Linked DNA regions of Mus musculus: region 2 is linked to region 1. The links are chromatin loops, found by intact Hi-C in ENCODE. Cell type or tissue: gastrocnemius. All regions are shown on one strand.

The links. A loop is a pair of places that touch in the nucleus more often than their neighbours do. Peaks named below come from ENCODE experiments on the same cell type or tissue, not always from the same donor. Only the 100,000 strongest peaks of a DNase experiment are listed, where the experiment ranks them.
Region 2: it touches region 1 in a loop (2.4-fold over the local background); 3 of 42 quality-filtered maps call a loop at or near these places.

Annotation. Positions count from the first base shown.
Region 1 is chr5:130,135,202-130,143,201 of GRCm38, forward strand. It overlaps Tpst1 (protein-tyrosine sulfotransferase 1), which reads left to right. Exons shown (of 6, transcript NM_001130476.2): 6 at 7-532. It also overlaps a transcript of Kctd7 not described here. Among named protein-coding and RNA genes, the nearest start is that of Kctd7, 5.7 kb to the right of the region's middle. In gastrocnemius, a CTCF peak has its summit at 4,416 (motif pointing left); a DNase peak (open chromatin) is centred at 4,418; H3K4me3 peaks cover 253 bases; H3K27ac peaks cover 1,700 bases.
Region 2 is chr5:129,909,559-129,917,558 of GRCm38, forward strand. Nupr1l (nuclear protein transcriptional regulator 1 like) reads left to right here. Exons shown (of 3, transcript NM_026916.3): 2 at 1,340-1,388; 3 at 1,527-1,723. Among named protein-coding and RNA genes, the nearest start is that of Nupr1l, 5.0 kb to the left of the region's middle. In gastrocnemius, a CTCF peak has its summit at 4,678 (motif pointing right); a DNase peak (open chromatin) is centred at 4,660.

The sequences.
Region 1 (8,000 bases):
TCCTAGGGACGACTGCTGCCTTGTCTACAGAAGGGAAATCTCGGGAACGGCTGTCTGCTGCGACAAGGAGTGTCTGTGCCCATCGCTCCTGTTCACCTGCCAGCCTCCTGTCCCCAGGGGGGGTGTCACACACCCGGGCCTCCCCAAGTGATGGCTCTTGAGCCCAGGAACATGCATGGCCCTCAGGATGAGGAGCCCAGCAGGGACACAGTTCTGTCACAGCTCCTCTTGTCCTTGTCTTTCCTTCCCAGGTTCCAGTCTTTAATTTCAAGGAAAGGAGAGTTTGAAGTTGGCATTCTGTTAACAAAATCAGGCAGTCTCATTCCGAATAGGTTCTATGTACACGTTCCGATGTTTTGTAGAACACTCGTGCCTGTTGAAACGTATCGATGTGGATAATAGTAAATACCTTAATTATTTAAATAATTCATTGTATTGTTTCAGAGACGTTTGGAAATTACTGTATACATTTACAACCTAATGACTTTTGTATTTTATTTTTCAAAATAAAAGCTTAAATGTGAAGCACTCAATGGTCCCGTTTTCAGTGCTGTCATTGAGAGCACAGACCTGAGACAGTGCTAAACCGACTCCTGTGGGCTGTGCTATAGCTGCCCCGCCCCCTCCCCCGGAACAGTCCCCGCCCCCCCCCAACAGTCCCCGCTCGCTTTCCCTGCCCTGTTGCCTCCCTTACTCTCACTCCCTTTCTTCCCTCTGTGTCTGTGTGTGCGCGGGCGTGCGTGTGTGCTTGTGTGTGTGTGTGTGTGTGCGCGTGCGTGTGTGGGTTCACGTGTGTGTGTGTGCACGTGGGTGTATGCGCGTGGGTGTGTGTGCGTGTGTGGCCATAGGTTGATGTCCGGTATCTTATGTCACCCTCTACCATATTTTTTGAGACAAGGTCTCTCAGTGAACCTGGAGCTTGTGTTTTGGGCTGGCTGCTAGACTAGCTGGCCAGCAGCCCTAGGAATCTGCCTGCGCTTCCTCTCCAGCATTGGGGTTGCAGAGGCTAGCACAGCCGGCATGCCTGGCGTTTTTTTACACAGGCGCTGGGATCTGAACTCACAACCGCATGGTTTCACAGCAATCACCTTACCTGCTAAGACATCCATCTCCTTAGCCCTTGGCACGATCACTTCTTAATGACATTCTGTATATTTGTTTTGAGACAGGGTTTCTCTGTATGCCTGGTTGGTTGTCCTGGAATTCACTATGTAGATCAGGCCAGCATGGAACTCGCAGAGATCTGCCTGCCTCTGCCTCCAGAGCACAGTGGTTAGAGTGCATGGCCTCATGCTCAGTCACCTAGGGACATTTTCTGTAACTTATTTCAGAGGCCTGCTGCCATTCATTTATGAGTCCTGTTCCAGTTGGTTCTGGCGTCCTGTGTCTAAGGTCAAAGATGCTACTTTTTTGCCGTAAGTCATTATTGTGGAACACAGAATAGCGGAGATAATACATAGTAACCACAAGTATCGATTATGTTTCCTCTGCCAGGTACAGGGCAAGATATTTTATGTGGCGTTCCGGTTTCACATCTGCAGCCGGTTTGGTCATATCCGCGTCACTAACTAAAGTCCCTTCTGCCCTGTCACTCAGCCAGACACATAAAGGTCACTCTCTTTCCGTCCGTGCATATACAAGAATACAAGACCTTTGATCCCACCGTCAAATATTTGTTGAATTTATCCATTTAACCTCCAGCTCCTCTGTCCCAACCCTAATCAAAGACTTCGCCCTCTGTGAAGACACCATTACAGTAAATAATCTCAGCAGACGCACCAGTCCCACTCTTGCCCTGGCCTCCTCTCCTTGGGAGTGGAGACCACCATCTCCTGCGATCCAGCCCCAGTTCTCGGCTCCATCCCTCCATAGGCCTCTGTACATTGTTTCTTTCCCTAGGATGTCTTCCCCTCTGCTCCTGACCTGGTAGCTGCCTCTCTGTCCTGAGGTCTCTGCAAGTCCAGTGTCCTCTGGAAGATTCTCCTAGCTCTTCTTCTAAAACCAGACACCTGTGCTAGTTTCCTTTGCATTGCTGTGACCAAGATAGTTGAGAGAAACAACTTCATAGGAAGAAAAGCTGCTTGTGGCTTACAGTCCATCACGGAGGGAAGGCGAGGGAAAGTGGCTGTCGCGTCTGGTTGCCCAGGAAGCAGAGTGGTCATGGTTTGACAGGGAAATGTTAGTGATCCCCCAAAACACACCCAGGAGTCGATCTGATGCAACTCACAGCAGGGTCTTTATTCTAGTCAAGCTCCCACAACGTACCACCGTCACACAGGACAGTTTTGGTGTGTGTGGGAGCCCTGAATGTCTATCGGGGCAAGGCTTTATTGTAAGCAGCAAGCAGGGAATACGTGTGCAAGCATCCAATTGGAAAGTTGCTGTGGCCTTTGACAAAATTGGCTAGTGCTGGGAGTTAGATCATAAACTTAACTTCTGCTCCCTCTGCATTGGTGGTCGTTAGGTCTCATTTTGTAGACCAAGGTAAACTACACTGTGTAGTCCAGGCTAACCCCAAAATTGTAGCAACCCTTCTGCCAGGATTTTAGATGTGAGCCACCATGCCTGGCTCTGGTCTAAGAATATATTTCTTTTTTTTTTTTTTTTTTTTTTTTTGGTTTTTCGAGACAGGGTTTCTCTGTGTAGCCCTGGCTGTCCTGGAACTCACTTTGTAGACCAGGCTGGCCTTGAACTCAGAAATCCGCCTGCCTCTGCCTCCCTAGTACTGAGATTAAAGGCATGCGCCACCACGCCCGGCTAAGAATATATTTCTTGAGCTTCATGAAGAAAGGCAATTCTTTTCCAAATGATAAAAGATATTCTTTTCTGCACTTTATTTATTGTTCATTTATTTGTTTGTTTTTCAAGGCACAGTTATTCTGTGGAGCCCTGGCTGTCCGGGAATTCACTCTGTAGACCAGGCTGGCCTTGAATTTATAGATTCGCCTGCCTCTACCTCCCCAGTGTTAGAATTGAAGGCTCGTGCCACCTCTGCCCGGCTTATCTATTTATTTAATTTATTTTTCTTTTTTAAAAGATTTATTTATTTATTTTATGTATATGAGTACACTGTGAGCCACCATGTGGTTGCTGGGATTTGAACTCAGGACTTTTGGAAAAGCAGTCACATGTGTGTGCTGTGTGAAAGGAGACCAGAAGAGGGTGTCAGCTGGAGCCACTGTGAGGGTCCTGGGAACTGAACTTGGGTTCTGTGCAAGAAAAGCAAGTATTAATAAGGAGTAGAGCCTTTCTCTAATCTTCTTATTTTGAGAAAGGGTCTCACGTAGCCTAAGCTGGCCTTGAATTCATGATACACCTTGTTTAGCTTCCCAAGTGATGGAATTAGAGGCATGTATTGCTATACAGGCAAAACACCCGTACACTTAAAACCTAAGATCTGTTTTTAAAAATAAGACGATAAAGAATGCAAGGAGAAAATAACATACAGCCCTTCTGTATTACATCCGATAACCAGCCATTCTGAGAAGGATCGCCTAGAGCGCCTCAAGAACCAGGGCCAGGGCAAACCGCTTTGCCCGGAGCTGGAGCCTGAACGATGGAGCTCGGGGTGGATGCTGTGCTGAGACCCACGTCTGTCAAGATCATGAATAAGTTCAAGGAAATCAAGCATCCTACGCAAAGTCGCCCATTGAGTAAGTGTTGTGGGTGGGGTGCGAATGCAGTGGCCTGGACCCAGAGCCAGGTCTTAATGACCTGCCAGTGACCATCACTACTCAGTCATTACCTGCCAATCAGCATCTTTCCACAGGAGCTTTTCTGTTAACTCGTCATTAGTACTCATGGGAACTTCTTAAATACCACCCTGGACTCAGTCATTTCTCAGGCACGATTGCGTCCTAAGGACTCCAGGTAGATTAAAGTCCTTAGGACTTTAATGTAAACCCTTATTTCACGAAGTCACAAGGCTTCTAGTATTCACTACCAAAAACAGGCTGGTAGGGAATTGGTTAGGCAGGGCATTCTTTTTTCCTTAAAATCTGGCTTGGTTTTTGTTGTTGCTTTGAGTCCTTTTGTTTTTATTTATTTTCAATTTGTAGGCATGTGTGTGTGTGTGGTGTATGTATGTACATATGTACGATGCTTATATAAGACTTGTGTTTAATATTTTTTACTTTTGATTTTGTGAGGTGGTCTGGGGCTTACCCTGGCCTCCAGCTATGGGATGATTTTGAACACTTCCCTCGGCCTCCCAAGTGCTAGGAGCTCACTCCCATACCTGGCCCTATCTTCTTAGAAAAATAAATAAGTGTGTCTCATCCACTCCAGAGTTATTACTAAGAATCTAGAGTTGGTCGATTTTCACAGCATAGCCACTGTTTGGTGTTACGTAGTGTAGAATTCTGACCTTGTGGTCTGGCTCTGATAGGAAAAGCCTAAAGTGCCCTCTGCTGGCCAAGCATGGAATGACTGCCGAATCTGAAAAACTTTTGCCATAGGAAAGAATTATGAACAAATGGAAGTTCTGTCCACTTTGGACCCAGTGAGTAAAGGCAGCTAAGGTCACGCCTGGCAGCTTGAGGTCTATCCCAGGAACCCACATGCTGGGAAAACCGACTCCTACGCGTTGTCCTTTGGGCCTCAAATACACAGACTACGTAAGAAAAAAAATACATGAAAATATTATTTTTAAAAAGAGAAAGTGGGGTTGGAGCTATGGCCTGGTGATGAAGAACACTTGTTGTGCCTGGCAGTGGTGGCGCACGCCTCTAATCCCAGCACTTGTGAGGCAGAGGCAGGTGGATTTCTGAGTTCGAGGCCAGCCTGGTCTACAGAATGAGTTGCAGGACAGCCAGGGCTACACAGAGAAACCCTGCCCCCAAAAAACAAAACAAAACAAAAGAACACTTGTTGCCTTTGGGTAGAACTTGGGTGCAGTTCTTAGCACACACATTGTATGTGTAACTCCAGTTCTGGGGGAATCCACTACTTTCTGCTCAACTCTTCTGGTAATAGGCAGGCATTTAGTGCATGTACACACACGCACACACACACACACACACACACACACATGCTTATGTGCACTTACGACATTCATACATATAAGTCTTTTAAACTTTTAAAAAATAACAAGGAGAAGGTTTTTTCTACAAAATGTCCCCCGCAGTGGGGTTATTATTATTATTATTATTATTATTAAGCTGGATGTGATGGTGCACACTTGAAATACCAGTACTTCAGACTTGGAGGCAGGGGGATCAGGAGTTTAAGGTCTCTTTGGGTTGCATAAGAGCATGAAGAGCCATCCTGGGCTACACGAGACTCTACTATAAACAAACAAAGACCATTTTTTAAAGTTTTTATTTATATGTATTGCCTGCATCTCTGTTTGTGTACCATGTGAGTGTCTGGTACCCAAAGAGGCAAGAAGAGGGTGTCGGGTCCCCTGGGACTGGAGTTAACAGATGGGTTTTAATCCACCAAGTGGGTGCTGGGAATTGACTCCCAATCTTCTGGAGGAGCGGTCTGTGCTCTTAACTGCTGAGCCAGCTCTCCAGTCCCAAAACATGGATGAAGGGGGTTGGGGGAACCCAAAAGATTGAATTCTCTAATCCTACAGGTGAGCTCTGTCCCTATGGTTTTGAATAGTGTCATTGGCATGCCTATGTAAGTATAATACTTTCATCTCTTCTCCTCTCTCTCTCTCTCTCTCTCTCTCTCTCTCTCTCTCTCTCTCTCTCTCTCTCTCTCTGCCTGGTTATCTTTTTTAAAGCTATGATCTCATGTATCCCAGGCTAGCACTGAATTTTCTAGGTAGCTGAGGACCACCTTGAACTGCTAATCCTAATCCTCCTGCCTCAAAGGCTGGGGATACAAGACACATGAGGACCCACCCTGCTCAACATATTTTCTAATGACTTACTACTTAAACGTATCCTTTTGAGTAACGATTAGCACTATTGATGCCATCGGGACTTGGCTCCTTATTGGTCTTCCCCACTAGATAATTGCAATGTGAATCCAGAACGAGGCAGAAGCTCATGTATATAAGTCAGATGGAGCTGGTTTGGGCTGAGATTTCCATCCCTTTTCTCCCCAGCGGTGGTAAATGTTGGCCAGAAAACCACATCTGGCTGGCCACACATACTCATTTCTTGTCTGTGGTTGCTTTCTTGCTACAATGACAGAAACCAAAAGGCTTGCCAAGTCTGAAGATTTTACTCTGTGGCTCTGGGCAGAAAGGGCTGGCTAACCTACGCTCTTGCTTGTTTAATCCTATATTGCCTCAGGAGTAGTAGTGCCTCAAGCCTTACATTTTCCAGCCAACTAAAAGGATTCAGCGGAATTCAGTTGCAAACGTCAGAACTTCAGAGCTGGTAAATCAGGCGCGATGGTGTATCCTCGGGGGATGCAGACAGGGCCATTAGAAGTTCAAACTCATCCGGGGTTGCCTAGGGAGCTCCAGGTCAATCTGGGATATGTGAGTGAGACCCATTCTCAGGTTAAAATAGAGATTGGAAGCACAGCTCAGCAGAGCACTTGCTGCTTTTCCAGAGGACCTGAGTTCAGGTCCTAGCCCCAAGTCAAATGGCTCACAACCACCTGGAATCCGACCCTCTCTTTTGGCCTCTGCTGGTACCCATATACAGGTCCAGAAGCACCCAGAGACGCATAAAGAAAAATAAAATCAGGAGAGTAAATAGCAACTGAGTGAGCACATGAGGTTCCTTTCTTTAAAAAAAAAAAAAAAAAAAGTTTCCTTTGGGTAGAGTTGGCAAAAAGATTAACTCAGCGCCTAATTTCAGGGTTTGGTGTCATGTGACATAATTCTTTGGTGGAGTTCCAAGGTATCACAGCCTCTATTCTCTGAGATTTCTGCATCTTCATGTGCTGCCTAGCCCATCCTCAGAGGCCCCCTACTCTTCTGCAGCTGCCCTGCGAACTGGCTGGAAGTTATTCCCAGAGTGGTGCGGTTGGTAACTGCATGCTGCCAGCGAGTGGCCCTCCTTCCCAGACCTCCCCCTTTATCCCTTCCTACTTTCCCAGCAGCCCTCATCCCAGGCTGCTGACCTTGGAGTTCCTAAGCTGTATAAACGAAACCAAATGGGAAAGTGCATTCCTAAAGGAAATTCTTGGCAGAAGTAGAAGAAAGCTCCAGCACAGAAAACTGATTACAGGGGGCTGGAGAGATGGCTCAGTGGTTAAGAGCACTTGCTGATCTTCTAGAGAACCTGAATTCTGATCCAAGCACCCACATTGGCCAACTTAGAACCTCCTGTATTTAGCTCCAGCTCCAGGGGATCTGAGGCCCTCTTCTGGATGCCCTCACACACAAAACCCAGACTCACATCTCTGTCCTCATTTCGTCTCCTTCTTCTTTGTGTCAAAGTCCTGGTTGATTCCACACAGGCGAATCACTTGAGTATCTGCCTTAGCCTACCCCAGTTCCCTTCACCGCGGAAGGCAACAGAATGAATGACTGAGCCATCTTAACTGCCTCCTCTTGACAGTGTTCTGTTTCAGGGGCTTAGAAAGGCGTTCAGTTGCTGTTCAAAATCTGAAAGTCATCTTGGATTCTAGGACCAGCAGAGGCTCACAGAATAGACACCCACCCACCACTCCATAGGAAAAATTATCTGTGATACTGAGGCCGCACCTGGAGTAGGAATTATCCTAATCAGCTTGAAAGGATTTCTTTGGACCAACTTACAGAATCAAAACCAAGACAACCCACATCTTGACTAGTGCATAGCCTCTGCCTCAATCTGTCATCTACTTAAGCCTAAAGTTCATCTGATAATTGGCATGACCATTTCCTCTTCGCAGTGTGGGCCATGTTGATTAAATCTCTGATTTTCTCTTTTAAGTGGTTTATTGGGACAGGTAACAAAAGCCTATTGGAGCTGTGGAAAGATGCGGGGCTTCTTCTGAAGGAACCTCCCCCAACAGAGGTCACACAGTCGATGCGTGACTGAGACGTGCTGCATCAAATGGGTCATCTGACTAGCTGGGAAGAGCCTTCTGGGAGTGCCTGTTTCTGT
Region 2 (8,000 bases), 230 kb before region 1:
GCTGGAATTGGAGGCCAACCAGGAACACTCTTTGAGGCACTGTCCCAAAACAAAACTGCCCCTCCTCCTTGTTTGCTTCCAATTGCTGTAATAAACACCGTGAACTTTTGCTTGCAACTTGGGCAGGAAAGGGGTTGTTTCACCTTAAAGCTTACAGCCCTTCCTGAAGTCAGGGCAGGAACCCAGAGGCAGGAACCGGAAGCACAGTTCCCAGAGGTTCATGTTCAGTTACCTTTCTTGTACCTCCCAGGACTATCAGCCCCGGGTGATACCGCCCACAGTGAGCTGAGCGTTGAGAAAAATCCCCGCACTGACTTGTCTCTGACCAGTCTTACAATAGAGGTATCTTTCCAGATGACTCTAGTTTATGTCGAGTTGACAGAACCAAAACCCAGCAAGCCAGCAGACAGAAACTGGGCATGATAGTGCCCACCTCTATGCCTCTTTGAACTAGCAAAGTGAAAGAGTGGGTCAGAAGTTCAAGGTCAGAGGCTGGAGAGATGGCTCAGCCATTAAGAGCCCTTGCAGCTCTTGCCTTTTAGGATCCCCGCACCTGTATTAGATGCCTCGTTACCGTCCATAGCTCAAGTTCAAGGGGGATCCAACACCCTATTCTGCCCTGTGAGGACGCTGCATGTATATCACACAGACATACGCGCACTTAAACACATAAAAATGAACAAGACATTTAAAAGTTCAAGATTGCTGGGCGGTGGTGGCGCACACCTTTAATCCCAGCACTTGGGAGGCAGGGGCAGGCAGATTTCTGAGTTTGAGGCCAGCCTGGTCTACTGAAGGGCTCCAAAACATCCAGGGCTACACAGAGAAACCCTGTCTCAGGAAAAAAAAAAAAAGTTCGAGACCATTGGCTACATAGTATGGGGCCAGCCTGACCTATAGGAGACAGGAAAGGGGAGGCTGAGAGCACAGTTGAGTTGATAGTTTTCACTTAGTAAGCATAAGACTCTGGGATTAATCACTGGCACTCTGTAAATAGGACCCTCATCTTAATATTCGGGAGATAGAGGTTCATGGAAGTTCCTGGTTATGCTTATCCTTAGTCCCAGAGCTGGAGGCCAGCCAGACGCCATCTTTATATATGGCTGGAGAGATGGCTCAGCGGTTAAGAGCACTGACTGCTCTTCCAGTGTTCCTGAGTTCAATTATCAGCAACCACATGGTGCCTCACAACCATCTGTAATAGGATGCCCTCTTCTGGTGTGTCTGAAGACAGCAAGTGTACTCATATATAAAATAAACAAATTCTATATAAATATATATGTGTAGATATAAACAAAACAACCTACTAGTGACTATGACCTCTTTTCCTTTCACTCAGGAACCTGAGACAGGAGGATCTTGAGTTGGAGTCCTGCCTGGGCATTATTGTGAGTTTCAGAATCTCACGAGCAAGAGTGAACCACCTCATCTCCAGAGGAGAGAAAACAAACCCCTTCTAGTGTCTAGTGCTCTTCCTACGACTTGGGGGAAATCACTGATTTTTGTCTCCATCTTATTTCCTACAGGAAACCTGAAAGACCTGTTAAAAACTCTTTTCCAGCTGTAACCAAGATCCTCCGTGCTGGTCACCTGGACTTTTTGACAGGGTTTTAAGTTTACTGCTCTAGTGTTTTTCCTCACTAATTAATTGTTAAGTAAGTAGTTTCCTGGTGTGTATGCCTTTTTTAGGGTTTTTCAATTAAAAGAGCACAGCAAGAATGTATTTTAACTCTTCTGGCTTTTTCTCCCTCCCCTCCTCCAGCTCCAGTTACTGTGGAGGTAACTGGTCTCCAGTTCACAACTCTCTGGGCTCTGACATATAAAGAGGCGATCACAAGCTCAGGAGGTAATTGGTTTGCTAACGTGATTGCAGCAAAAAGCCCAAGGACCCGAGTTCGATCCTTAAAAGCCCTGTTTTTGAAAAGCTGGCCCACACTTAAAATGCTACCCTTTGGGAGGTAGAGGAAGATTCCCGGGCTCACTGGCTAGTCAGCATAGCCTGATTTATGTGTTCCAGGCCTTTAAAAAGGATAGATGTAGCTGGGCGTGCTGGCGCACGCCTTTAGTCCCAGCACTAGGGAGGCAGAGGCAGGCAGATTTCTGAGTTCGAGGCCAGCCTGGTCTACAAAGTGAGTTCCAGGACAGCCAGGGCTACACAGAGAAACCCTGTCTCGAAAAACCAAAAAAAAAAAAAAAGGATTGATATTGGCCTCTACATGGGCACCCTCATGCACTTGAATGCGGGGGTGGGGTGGGAGGAGGGATGAAGGGGGCACAGGTACTCATGCACATGCATGTGTGCACATACACACACACACACACACACACACACACACCACCACCACCACCACCACCACAAACAGTGAAATGGGGGAGACATAAGATAGGATATTGTACAAGAAAGAATTCTACACAAATGTCATTTCTGAAAGTTTGGTTTTTGTTTAGGTTTAGGGGAGGGAATGAGACAGAGCCTCTCTATATAACTATAGCTATCCTAAAATTTGCTATTAAACTGGGGTGGCCAAGAACTCACAAGAGATCTGCCTACCTCTGCCTCTGCTTCCTGAGTGCTGAAATGTGTGTACACACCACCACCCCAGGCTGAAGATTTTGTTGTTGTTGTTGTTGTTTTCTTTTTCTTTTTCGGTTTTTCCAGACCAGGTTTCTCTGTGTAGCCCTGGCTGTCCTGGAACTCACTCTGTAGACCAGGCTGGCCTTGAACTCAGAAATCCACCTGCCTCTGCCTCCCGAGTGCTGGGATCAAAGGCGTGCACCACCACTGCCCGGCATCAGGCTGAAGGTTTTAATATGTGTTACAATAAGATATTGTCAGAACTGGAGATACAGTTCAGTTGGTAGAGTGTGTCCAGTATGCATGATGCTCTGGATTCAAGCCACAGAATCTGCATTAATTGGGCATGTGGTAGGTAGCATGTGCCTAAAGTTCCAGGACTTGGGAGTTACAGAATCAAAGATTAGAAGTTTATGGTCATTGATTGTGAGTTGAGGGCCAGGCTTGGAGTTGGTAAGACCCTGTGCCAACACTAACAGTAGGCGATATTCAACAGTTGCTGGGTTCCCTTTGGTCTCACAACAGTTCTTTGACATGGGTGCTGCTGTCCCTATCTTAAAACATGAGATTCTCGCTGGGCATGGTGGCGCATGCCTTTGAACCCAGCACTCCGGAGGTAGAGGCAGGTGGATTTCTGAGTTCGAGGCCAGCCTGGTCTACAGAGTGAGTTCCAGGATCAGCCAGGACTATACAGAGAAACCCTGTCTCGAAAAAAAAAATGAGATTCTCATAATTTCCAAGTTAGCTTTTTAAAAATAAGTGTCTGTCTGTCTATATATATCAGGTGTATTCTGGCAGCCAGAAGAGAATGCTAAATCCCCTTGGAGATGTAATTATTACAGTTAGTTGTAAGCTGTCCACTGTGAGTACTCAAAACCAAGGGCAGGCAGGGTGGATACTCAAAACCAAACTTCATATAATTTTGAAACTACAGAACACTAGTATTAACCCCCGAGCTGTCTCTCCAGGCCTCTAGTTAGATTTAATGCTCACTTTGTCACAGTCTGGAGTTAGCTGAGAAAGGAAGCCTCAGCAAGGAGTCCCTAGGTATAAGATTGTCACACCAACAAAGGCAGTGGTGGGTGGGAGGGTGTCTTGATAACTGAGTAGAAAGAATCCAGTCTACTGTGGGCAGCACCATTCCCTGGGACGGTGTAATTGGACTGGAGAAACTGGCTGAACCTGTCTTGGTGTCTTTAATGGCTTTAATCTCAACACTCTGGAGGCAGAGTCAGGGTTTGAGGCTTAGCCTGGTCTACATACTGAGTTCCTGGCCAGCCAAGGCTACCTAGTGAAACCCTCAGATGTAACAGATAGGTAGCTGAAGTGGTACAGCAAGCATGGTTCCTCTGTGGCTTCAGCTTTAAGCTTCTGCTTAAGTTCTTCCCCTGACTTCCCTCCAAGATGGCCTGTGGCCTATAAGTGTAACCCAAATAAACCCTTTCCTGTTGCCTTTTTTTTTTCCAGATTATTTTCACAACAGAAAGGAAACTAGAACAAACACGGTGTGAGTAACACGCAGAGATCACCCAGGAGTAAACCAAGTGACCTGGTCCTAGCAATTATGCTCCTGTTGTCAGGGCAACAGTGATGATTTCATGTTCAGTTATACCTAGGGTTTATCTTTGGGGTATGATAAAAAGTATGCTTAAGCCAGTCCATATTTTAACAACCTTTTCTGTTTTTCTTTTGTTTTTGTTTTTGTATAAGGCAAGGCTTTCCTATGTAGCCCTGGCTGGCACCAAACTCACAGAGATCCACCCATTTCTAGTAAATATTGGAATTAAAGACATGTACCACCAGGCTGGGCTTAACAATATTTTTGAAAATGAAAATTCTTAACAGAGGCTCATCTACCACCACCACCACCACCACCCCCACCCCCAACCTGGAAACAGGGTTTCTGTGTGTAGCTAGCCTGGGCTGTCCTGCAGCTCACTCTGTAGACTGGGTTGCTTGGAACTCACAGAGATTCTCCTCCCTCTGCCTCCCAAGTGCTGGGACTAAAAGTGTGAGCCACCATTGCCTGGCTTCCCACACTTTACCCCCCCACCCTCCACCTCCGAGTGCTTGGCCTGCAAGTACACCTGACTGCCAGAAGAGGGCATCAGATCCCTTTATAGTTGGTCATGGCTCCCCATGTGGTTGCTGGGAATTGAACTCCAGACCTCCCTCTGGAAGAGCAGCCAGTGCTCTTAACCACTGAGCCATCTCCATCTCTCCTGCTCCCCCCAACCCCACAAGGCTTATTTATTTTTATGCGTATGATCATTGGTTCTCAACCTGTGGGTAGGCTAAAAGCATAATATTCCAGAAATCAAGGTTATCTAACACAGTTGGTACAAATGCTATTTAATGTGTGCCTCGTCCCTCATGTTCAATCCCTAACATCACATACCCCAAAACAAGACGAGCATTTCATCCCAATTGTCACTTCTAAATCATGGACTCTTGGGCGTCTTTATAACTGCTGTTCCCTCCTCCTGAAATGCTCACATCCTTAATAACAACAGGGCAGCCAGGCAGTGATGTTTGCCACCCACACGTTGAGAACTGCTGCTCATACACATAAAAATGAATAAGCCTTAAAAGGGAATCTGGGAGCCCGGCAGTGGCAGCGGTGGTGCACACCATTAGTCCCAGCACTTAGGAGGCAGAGGCAGTTGGACCTCTGTGAGTTCGAGGCTTGCCTGGTCATAGTAAATTCCAGGACAGCCAAGGTTGTCACACAGAGAGCCCCTGGCTTGAAACACAAAACCAAAACAAACAAAGACGTGGCTTGCTTTCCTGATTCATCAAGGACTCTATTCAATTGGTCCTGTTGAAGAGTTCTGCCCTGGGCTAACATAGGCAGCTCAGTGGATAAAGGGGCCTGTTGCCAAATGATGACCTGAGGTCAATCCCTGCAACCCTCATGATCGAAGGAGAGAACAGACTCCTCAAATTTGCCCTCTGACTTCCACAAGTACTGTCTGCACATGCGTGACTCAGAGATCCACCTGCCCACAGGTGCTGGCATTAAAGGCATACACAACCACCTCCCGGCTCACAGATACCATTCTTAAGAGTCCTGACCCAGCCAGGCAATAGTGGTGCAGGCCTTTTAATCCCAGCACTTGGGAGGCAGAGGCAAGGCAGATTTCTGAGTTTGAGGCCAGCCTGGTCTCTATAGAGTGAGTTCCAGGATAGCCAGGGCTATATACTGAGAAACCCTGTCTCGAAAAACCAGAGTCATGACCTGAGCTCGCTCCCGCTCTCTCTCTCTCTCTCTCTCTCATTTTATTTAATATGTATACACTATTTTGTCTGCATGCCAGATCCCAGTATCAATACTATGAAGCACCATGTGGTTGCTGGGAATTGAATTCAGGACCGCAGGAAGAACGCCAGTGCCCTTAACCTCTGAGCCATCTCTCCAGCCCCCTGGCTCACTCTCCTAAGTCCCCACCTCAAGCAGCTCTTTCTCCAAGTCATCGCCATGTGATTTAGGTCAGCCTGTGTCTCCCCTTGCAAAGCTGTTCCCTCTGAACTACAGCATCCCCTCCCAGAGGAAGGAGGGGCGGTTCCAAGTCTCAGGCAAGGCAGCCCGCCAAACACAAGATTCAACAGGTTCAGCCGGGCGGTGGTGGCGCACGCCTTTAGTCCCAGCACTCTGGAGGCAGAGGCAGGCGGATTTCTGAGTTCAAGGCCAGCCTGGTCTACAGAGTGAGTTCCAGGACAGCCAGGGCTACACAGAGAAACCCTGTCTCGAAAAACAAACAAACAACAACAACAAAAACCAACAGGTTCCCCCTTGAGGTTAATAATCTGGTCCCCTTACTTCTAGTGCTCGCAGCTGGTGGCAGGAGTACTCAAGGTTATGCTTGTTTGAGGCCACCCTGGGCAAACAGAACCCTATCTGGGGTGGGGGTGGGGTCATTAATTTGGGGGCTGGAGAAACAATGCGGTGGAGATCCAGGGCGGAGAGGATGCCGGGAATTTGTTCACGGAATCCAGGGGATTCAGCTTTCCTCCACCGCCCTTGACATCTGCAGTGGGCTTTTTATTTTATGCATGGTTTTTTGAGATGGGTTTGTCTGTGTAATAGCCCCGGCTGTCCTGGAACTCGCAGAGATCCACCTGCTTCTGCCAAGTCCTGGGATTGAAGATTAAAGGCGTGCCTGGCTAGAGTGGGCTTTTTGTGTCATGGTTTGTCACTCCCTCTCATGTCCCATTTTTTTACTCCTCCAGGTGACTCCAGGGAACTTAGTTCACCAAACCATGTCATTCATTCTCTATCTGGGACACATAGATGTCCTACGGGGGGGGGAAAAAATCACTCAATACCCTACCTTGAAATTTAAATTGTATAGGGATAAACTTGTTTTATTTGCTTGCTGTGGCTCCAAATCATCACAGCTGCCATCCAATAAAAAATGTTTATAGTTGAGAAAAGGGGCTTACCATGTAGCCTGGGCTGGTCTTGAATTTGTAGTGAGCTGTATGTGCCTTTCATGTGCTAGGATTTACACGTATGCACTACAAACACACCTGACTTTAATAAACTTCTAAAATTATCAGTGGCTACTAGCCTAACTTGAAACACAAGCCCTGAGCAAGGCAGCTCAGTCAATAGGGTCTAGAAGGGTGGGGGGTGGGGGATGGTGGAGGGGGAGTTGAGGATTAAGGGAAAAAGATAGACAACATTGTGCTATTAAAAGGAAATAAAACTTGAGACCTGTGATTCATGTAATGTATGTCAAATAGCCCAAAGAGTTGTTTGTGAGCTTTGAAACCTGGGGCTGAGAACATAGCAGAACAGACCAGGACATGCCCGGGCAGGCCCATCGCCTCCCTAGCTCCCACCCCTCTGACCTAAGTTAAATGTTACAGGCTGCTGATGTTTAAATGGACCAATCATGTGAAACCGCGCGTGCCAATTCCTCCCCCAGCCCCACTCCTTTTCTATAAAAACCCCTAGCTTCCAAGCCTCGTGGTCGAATCCACTGTCTCCTGTGTGAGATATGTTTCGACCCGGAGCTCCGCCATTAAAATACCTCGTGTTGTTACATCAAGGTGTGTTCTATTCGTGATTCTTGGGTGCACGCCGAATCGGGAGCTGAGTGGGGGTTTCCCCACTAGGTTCTTTCACTATGACCCCAGCAAGTGCTGAAGTGGCTTTAATTTTTTCAGTCTGCTGTTATGTTATTCAAGGTCTATGGGAAGAATAGGGTCAGATCCAGGCCAAGAACAAAGTAGTCAAGGATCAAGCAAGGCATAGACAAACATCCCATGGTACTTAGGGACTCAAGATGATTGAGATCTCAAGCCTACTTCTTTCTTCTAGCCCACTATCAAATTCTCGCCAATATTCTTGAATCGGCACCAAGAGCTCTCCACAAAATCCTATATTGAAAAAGGAGCTAAAATGGGTCGTGATAAATGA